3 separate regions of the Mus musculus genome follow, and all the other regions are linked to region 2. A link is a loop called in an ENCODE intact Hi-C map of the cell type or tissue named here. Cell type or tissue: heart. All regions are shown on one strand.

Region 1 (2,500 bases), 78 kb before region 2:
AAATAAATAAATGGTGTGAAAGTCACCTCCTACACAGTAGCTAATTCTTAATGGAAATCTAACAATAAATCTAATGGTTTCCACTTTAAATTGTAAAAGATGGTGCTTCAGAAACATAAAGATTTGCATCAGTGCCCAAGCTAAAGGTATGTTAAAAATAGAAGCAATCACTAAGAAAATGATATGAAAATTAAGATAAAATCTAATCTTTTTAATTTAGAATTTCTATTTGACTTAACTCAGATATATTGCCCCAATAAATGAACCCTTTCAACTGGCATTTTCATAGTGGGACTTTGGATTTGATCTGCACCTTTCAGATACAGTCATTGTGGACATGCACCAGAGTTCTAGTGTGGATTTAATCAGAATGCTTAGAGAAAGCAAGAGATGGCTCAGCACTTAGAGCACTCGTTGCTCTGAGGGAACCTGGGTTCAATTCCCAGCCCCCACATGGTGACTTACAAGTCCAGTTACAGAGCACCTGACACTTCTGGCCTCTGGGCACCAGGCGCACACTTGGTACACAGACATAAACTAAGCTGAACCATTGCCTGTCTACTTGATTCAAAGAAAATATAGTGTGATGCTTGTGTGTGATGTAATAATTCGGGTCAGAGATGGGTGGTGGTATTTCACCGACCCTCTCTTTCTGCCACTGCACTGGTCTGCAGGCTGATTTCTGAGGGCCAGAGAAAGGACACGTGGGAGTCTGTTCTCGGCCTCCGGGGTAGCCTGTGGGCGTGCCGCAGCCGAGCTCAGTGCGACTGTGTTCTGACGCTTCTCCCTCCAGGAATGATCACGGCGGTCGGCCTCTCGAACCTGCAGTTCATTGACTTGAATTCTTCCCGGAACCTGTTTGTGCTTGGATTCTCCATCTTCTTTGGCCTTGTTCTTCCAAGTTACCTCCGACAAAACCCTCTGGTTACAGGTAGGCGAGAGAGCTCTTGAATCTTGGGTAGGGCAGTTGGGATTTCAACCATAGAGTCACAAATAGCTCTTGTAATGGGAAGGGACCTTGGAACCTCTGCTGTGTATTGCCGAATGTTTTTTCTCTGCCTTCCTTCTGAATCTTACTCTGATTATTTCTCTGGAAGCCACCAGGACATCCCATATTAGCATGTGCCTCCATACTTGCTTGGAGGTGCCTTCGGATTGGTGGACAGTTGATATGGATGGCTAAGGTCTCACTGCTTTGTTTTGTTTTTGTTTGTTCAGTTGGTTGGTTTTTCAAGACGTGGCTTCTCTCTAGCTCTGGCTTTCCAGAGAACACTATCTGTAGACCAGACGGGCCTCAATGTATAGAGATCCGCCTGCCTTTGCCTCCCAAGTGCTGGGATTAAAGGCACCCGCCACCACGCCTGGCTTTTCTTTCTTTTTTTCACTTTTTCTGTTTTATTTTACATGTGTGAATGTTTTCCCTGCATTTGTGTACATGCTCATCAGCTGCGTGTAGTGCCAGAAGAGGGCATCAGCTCTCCCTGGAACCAGAGAAACAGAAGGATGAGAGGCACCATGTAGGTGTTAGAAACCAAACCTGCCTCTGCCAGAACAGTAGGCACACTTACCCGATGAATCGTCATCTCACTGGCCCTCGGGGGATCATTGTTTAAATGGGTGCCTCTCCTTTGTCTCTGTAAAACTTTTGATTTCTCAGACTCATACTGTATTAAATTGTATAATTCCTTAAAACTCAACTTCACAGGCTCTGATATAAATTTTTCTGTTTTCAATTCAAGAATACCAAATTAGGGCCTAGAAAGATGGCTCAGCCGTTATGAGCTCCTTTTTAAAAAAATTTTAATATTTAATTTATGAGCATGAGTGTTTTGCCTGCATGTATTTATATCTACCACATGTGTGCCTTGTACCTGAGAAGGTCACATGAGGGCTTTGGATCCCCTGGGACTAGAGTTAAAGACAGTTGTGAGCTATGTGTGTTCTTGGAATTGAACCTGGGTCTTCTACAAGATGATCAGGTGTTTCTAACCAGCAACTCAACTCTGCATCCAGCCCTGTGAGCCCTTAATAGTCTTGTAGAGGCCCTGGGTCCAGTTTTCAGCATCCACATGGAAGCTCACAACTGCCTGAACTGGAAGTCTAAAGCTGTCTTCTGACCTCTGCAAGCACTGCATGCAGATAGTGCCCAGACCCATGCAAGCAGACACACATCCACACAAGAAACAAGTCTCTAAATAAAGAGTGCCTATTCAGGTTCTACTCTTTACAACCCTGCTGTCATGCAGCATGGACAAAGGGGGAACCTTTTTAAGAAGTATCTGTTGCTACTGATATATGTTACAATTGAGTAATTCAGGACCATTTGTTCAAATATTTTACCTACATAGGCTTTCATATGTAGTCCAGATTGTCACTGAACACACTTAATAGGCAAGGCTGACCTTGAACCTTTAATCGTTTCCTCCTCCCAAGTGCTGTGGCCACAGGCATGTACTACCTACCATACCTGGCTCAAAATGACTAGGCAGGTAATCTACAT
Region 2 (2,500 bases):
AGTCAACACTGCAGTCCCAACCCAACCTTTTCTCGGCCATCTTTCTCAATGGTTTACTTCAGCCATGTGCACAGCTCTAGCACTTTGTCATTGGTTCACTTCACCCATGCACACAGCTCTAGCACTTTGTCATTGGTTCACTTCAGCCATGCACACAGCTCTAGCATTTTGCTCACTGTCAGCTCCTTTCTCTATAGTGGAAGCTTCCAGAAAACACAGCTCTCTCTGTTTCGCTCACGGCTGTATTCCTTCTGTTCAAGACACCTTTCTTGCCTGTGCTGAAGGAATGACAGGTTTTCCCAATAGAATGAGTGTATGGCTACATATCTCTGGTAATTCATCCAAGGGTCGGTGGGATAAGAAACGAGCTTCCCTTGGTGGGATGGAATTCAAGTTATATGTTACCCTGGGGTGGAGTGCCAGATCTCTTCCTTTGGCTTCTGGGTAAGAATTTACCAGAGTTCTTTCTTATGATCTTCACCCCATCACACCTGTATCACCCAGCTCAGTTCCACTGTACCATCCTGGTACTTTAGTGCAGTGTCTCAGTGCTCTATGGTGACATCACAGGGCTAGACTGTGACATCACAATGCTCCATGTGAATTCACAATAATGAACTGTGCCATCACACTGCTGCGTTTTTGCCACCACAACATCCCACCCTGACAGCATTGCTGGATGGTGACATCACAGCGTTTATTGTTCTATAACAGTGTGCTACTGTGATATCATAATGTGGTATTGAGTTGTTACACTGCTCCTTTGTGCTATTATCATGCTATCCTTTGACATTAAAGTGCACCAGTGTGTCATTGTGACATCACAGTGCAACAGTGTTCCATGATAATACTGTATTGTGACATCATTATGCTGAATTGTGACATCTTGGAGCATTTCCCTCTGGAGATGGCATACAGTAGAAAGACCAAACATCTTTCTTGTTCTGTCTGGAGTTCTGGATGAAGGATGAGTGTCAGTTTATGTGTCTCTGGGGCACACTTCAACATCAACTTCTGTTCAGGCAGAGCCTTGGGCTGAGGTTCTCCCAGCATGCATTAGGGGAGGTCCTAAATAACTCATCTCCAGAGGGCACCTGTGGAGGCAGGACAGGAGACAGAAGCTCTAGGAGAGATTCAAGGTCATTGTCTATCCCGGAAGGATTTGGAACTAAGGGAAGATTGGCCTCTCTTCAACCTGGCTAGGTGGTAGCTTATGAAAACAAACAAAAACAAACAAATAAAAACTCCCTGCATCTTTCTGTGAGAGGGACTAGACATGGACCCTTGCCTGTCCTGGTTGATGTTAGGATGCCCTCTGGTGGTGACGATGACTGCATAACATCTGCTTCCTAGCTCTACCAGTGATGGGCAAAGTTAGCCTGTACAAGTGCCTGTGCGTGCGTGTGTGTGTGTGTTTGTGTGTGTATGTGTGTGATTTTTCGTTGTGTAGCCCAAATTGACGTGGATTCTAGGCTCTCATACTCATGATTGTAGCCTAGGTAGACCATGTCTTTTACCCTGATGTCCTTACTTGGTTTGTCTATTTGTCCCATACTATTTTGCATAAGTAAGGGGGAAAATGTGATAGCTTCCCACCTTGAACTATGCTTTCCTGAGTTCAGTGGGTTTGGACATAGTTTTTGACGTATTTCTGGTGCATTTTGCACTTCGGTATTTCCCCTTTCTTCTTTTGTTCATTCGTTCATTTGTTCATTCTGTCCTCCTTCTCCCGCCATCTTTTCCTTCCATGTTTCTTTTTTAAAAATTTGAGACAAGGTCACCTTGGATGGTCTGGAAGTCACTATACAGACCAGGTGATCTTGTACTCTCAGCGATCCACCTGCCTCTGCCTGAGCACGGGATTAAAGGCGTGCGTGCTAAGTCTCTCAGCTCTTTTGGTGTTTCCTGTGTCTGGATTCTCAGAATCAAATCTTGACTCCTTTAATGTGAGGCTGTGATCTATGCTGCCCACCTCCCTTTCTTCACTGACCTAATGTATGCAGCATTTATTCTTGTCTCGTGAGGGCTATGCAGAGACTCTTCATGCTGTTTTCCTCAACTGGCAGCAACTACTGCTCTCATTATTGGTTTTAGACTAAAATCCTCACAACCCTGAAAAGACTCAAGAATTATTGCAAAACCCCGAAGGCTGAGGGGATAGCTCACTATCTCTGCCTGTGCTGGACAGGCAGAGAGCATTGAACCTCTGTGACTTATTGGCCAGCCAGTTGAGCCTACTTGGTGAGGTCCAGACCAGTGAGAGACAGACACTGTCTTAAACAGAACAGTGGATGGCTTCCAAGGAAAGCTTAAGGAGAGACACGTGGGGTTGTCCTCTGGCCTTCATATGCACAGACTTGCACACTTGAGTACTCACATACGTGCACATGCGCATGCAAACACACACACCCCACAAGTTAATGATACTGCTCATTTATGAGTAAGCACCGGTACCCATGAAGAATGCTTTCAGTGTGGATGTTGGGTTCGGAGATGGTTG
Region 3 (2,500 bases), 260 kb before region 2:
CTTCTGAGATAGTTTAGAATAATGCAGCTTTGCCTGGGTTTAGTCTTCCAGACTAGTACATGGCTGTAGCTAGACTAACATACCATGGTTGTAGTTTTACCGAAGTGTAGACGTGCTGATGGGTGTTAGGGGTGAAGCAGTGAGGTTTGTGTAAGTGTGTGGCCACTACACCTTATAAGTGGGTTCCTCTTTCCATTGATTTGGTAAGAGTTCTGTTGAGTTTCAGTATTCAAACCCTAAGTGGTGCTTGGTGGTGCTTTCCCTTGGATGTTTATATATTCTCTGTCTTAAATTATCCTAACTAGGCTGGGCATGATGGAACACCGCTTTAATCCTACCACTCAGGAGGCAGAGGCAGAGGCAGATGGATCTCTGAGTTCCAGGATAACCAATGCTACACAAAGAAACCCTGTCTTGCAGGGGTGGGGTGTGACCCTAAGCAGTATTCTTTTTGGGGGAGGGAAGAAAAGATTTATTTTATTTTATTTTATTTTAAAGTTATAGGTCATCATTGAGAGAAGTTAAGCAATATTCTAACCATAATACAGATCCATTTTTTTTCTCTCTCACACTAGAAAAAATGTAGTTCCTTTTTGGTGCTTTACACAGTTACAAGCAGCAAAAATAAAGCATCCAGTTTCTGAGGTGACAATTGACACATGTTATTACAGCTGAAGCACTATTTGGGTTAGTTTTTATTGTTGTTGTTTTCTTTTGTTTTTGTCTTTTAAGATTTACTTATTTATATAAGTACATTGTAGCTGTCTTCAGACACACCAGAAGAGGGCATTGGATCCCATTACAGATGGTTGTGAGCCACCATGTGGTTGCCAGGAACTGAACTGAGAACCTCTGGAAGAGCAGTCAGTTCTCTTAACCACTGAGCCATCTCTCCAACCCTATTTTTATTTTTTTAAGACAGGGTCTCTCTACAAAGCCTTGGCTGTCCTAGAATTCACTATGTAGACCAGGCTGGCCTTTAATTTAGAGATCCTCCTGCCTCTGCCTCTGCCTCCAGAGTGCTGAGACTAGAAGTGTGTGCCACCACACCCCACTGCCACTTAAGTAATATTATCCAGTCCTTAGAGACAAGACAAAAAGGGTGCTATGTTTAAAACTAAGAACTTGAAAAAAGTGGTAGGGAGATTGCTTTGTCAAAAGAGTGCTTAAGGGGCTGGAGAGATGGCTCAGCAGTTAAGAGCACTCACTGACTGCTCTTCCAGGGTTCCTGAATTCAAATCCCAGCAACCACATGGTGGCTCACAACCCTCTCTAATGGGATCTGATGCCCTCTTCTGATGTGTCTGAAGACAGCCACAGTGTACTCATATATATAAAATCAACCAATCAATCAATCTTTTTTATTTTTATTTTTTTCCCGAGACAGGGTTTCTCTGTGTAGCTCTGGCTGTCCTGGAACACACTCTGTAGACCAGGCTGGCCTCAAACTCAGAAATCGCCTGCCTCTGCCTCCCAAGTGCTGGGATTAAAGGCATGTGCCACTACTGCCCAGTGAATAAGTCTTTAAAAAAAAAGAAGAAGAAGAAAAAAAGAAAGTGCTTAAGGACAGTGAGGCAGGAGTGGGTGGGTGGGGGAGCATTCTCGTAGAAGCAGGGGGGAGGGGTGGGGTGGGGGGGTTGCAGAGGGGAAACCTGGAAGGAGGATCACATTTGAAGTGTAAATAAATAAAATAACCAATAAAAAAATTGGAAAGAAAGAAAGTGCTTAAGGACCTGGAATCTGACTCCTAGCACCCACATAAAAAGCTCCAAGTGTTGGTATGCATCTGTAGCCCGGCACTGCAGGGTGGAGACACAGTTGAGTCCCCAGAGCTGCCTGGCCAAGCCATTCTAGGCAGATTGGTGAGTACCAGTAAGAGATTCAGTGAGAGGTGAGACTCTTATCTCAAAAAATAAGATTAAGGAAAATAAGAAGAAAAAATGGCTTCACTGTTAATAACCTTTTCTGCTCTTGCAGAGGCCCCCAAGCCTGATTACTAGACCTGAGGTTGGTTGGCTTACAACTGCCTGTAACCCCAGCTCTAGGGCAATTCTCCAAGCCTCTGACCTCTTTCAGCACCTGTGCTTAGGTGCACATTCACAACATAGGGGATAGCTCTGTAGCTAAAAACACTGGCTGCTCTTCCAAGGGGTTAGGTTCAATTTCCAGCACCCATGTGGCTACTCACAACTGTTCAAAAGTCCAGTTCCAGGGCATCCACTGCCTCTGTGGGAATTAGGCACACTTGTGGTGCGCAGACATACATATAGACAAAACAATTATTAATTTGGGGCTTAAGTTCTAGAGGTAGTTAAAGTCCATGACTATCAGTCTCAGAAGAGTCTTTAGACCTGTAAACTGTTGAGACTGAACAACTGTAGGGACTTTTGAAGTTGAACTGATATAGTTTGCATTATGATATAGCTATAAGTCTATAGGAACCAAGGAGTAGAATATGGTGGCTTATGTGAGAACAGCTTCCATAGGCTCAAATATTTGA

Evidence for each region. A loop is a pair of places that touch in the nucleus more often than their neighbours do. Peaks named below come from ENCODE experiments on the same cell type or tissue, not always from the same donor. Only the 100,000 strongest peaks of a DNase experiment are listed, where the experiment ranks them.
Region 1: it touches region 2 in a loop (5-fold over the local background); 19 of 42 quality-filtered maps call a loop at or near these places.
Region 3: it touches region 2 in a loop (9-fold over the local background); 34 of 42 quality-filtered maps call a loop at or near these places.

Annotation. Positions count from the first base shown.
Region 1 is chr2:132,059,094-132,061,593 of GRCm38, reverse strand. It overlaps Slc23a2 (solute carrier family 23 (nucleobase transporters), member 2), which reads left to right. Exons shown (of 16, transcript NM_018824.2): 14 at 794-931. Among named protein-coding and RNA genes, the nearest start is that of Gm31179, 30 kb to the right of the region's middle. In heart, a CTCF peak has its summit at 1,465 (motif pointing right); no DNase peak of the experiment used is centred here.
Region 2 is chr2:131,981,568-131,984,067 of GRCm38, reverse strand. No RefSeq gene overlaps it. Among named protein-coding and RNA genes, the nearest start is that of Prnd, 32 kb to the right of the region's middle. In heart, a CTCF peak has its summit at 1,320 (motif pointing left); no DNase peak of the experiment used is centred here; H3K27ac peaks cover 469 bases.
Region 3 is chr2:132,241,273-132,243,772 of GRCm38, reverse strand. The region is part of intron 3 of Tmem230 (transmembrane protein 230); the gene reads left to right. Among named protein-coding and RNA genes, the nearest start is that of Tmem230, 5.3 kb to the left of the region's middle. In heart, no CTCF peak of the experiment used is centred here; no DNase peak of the experiment used is centred here.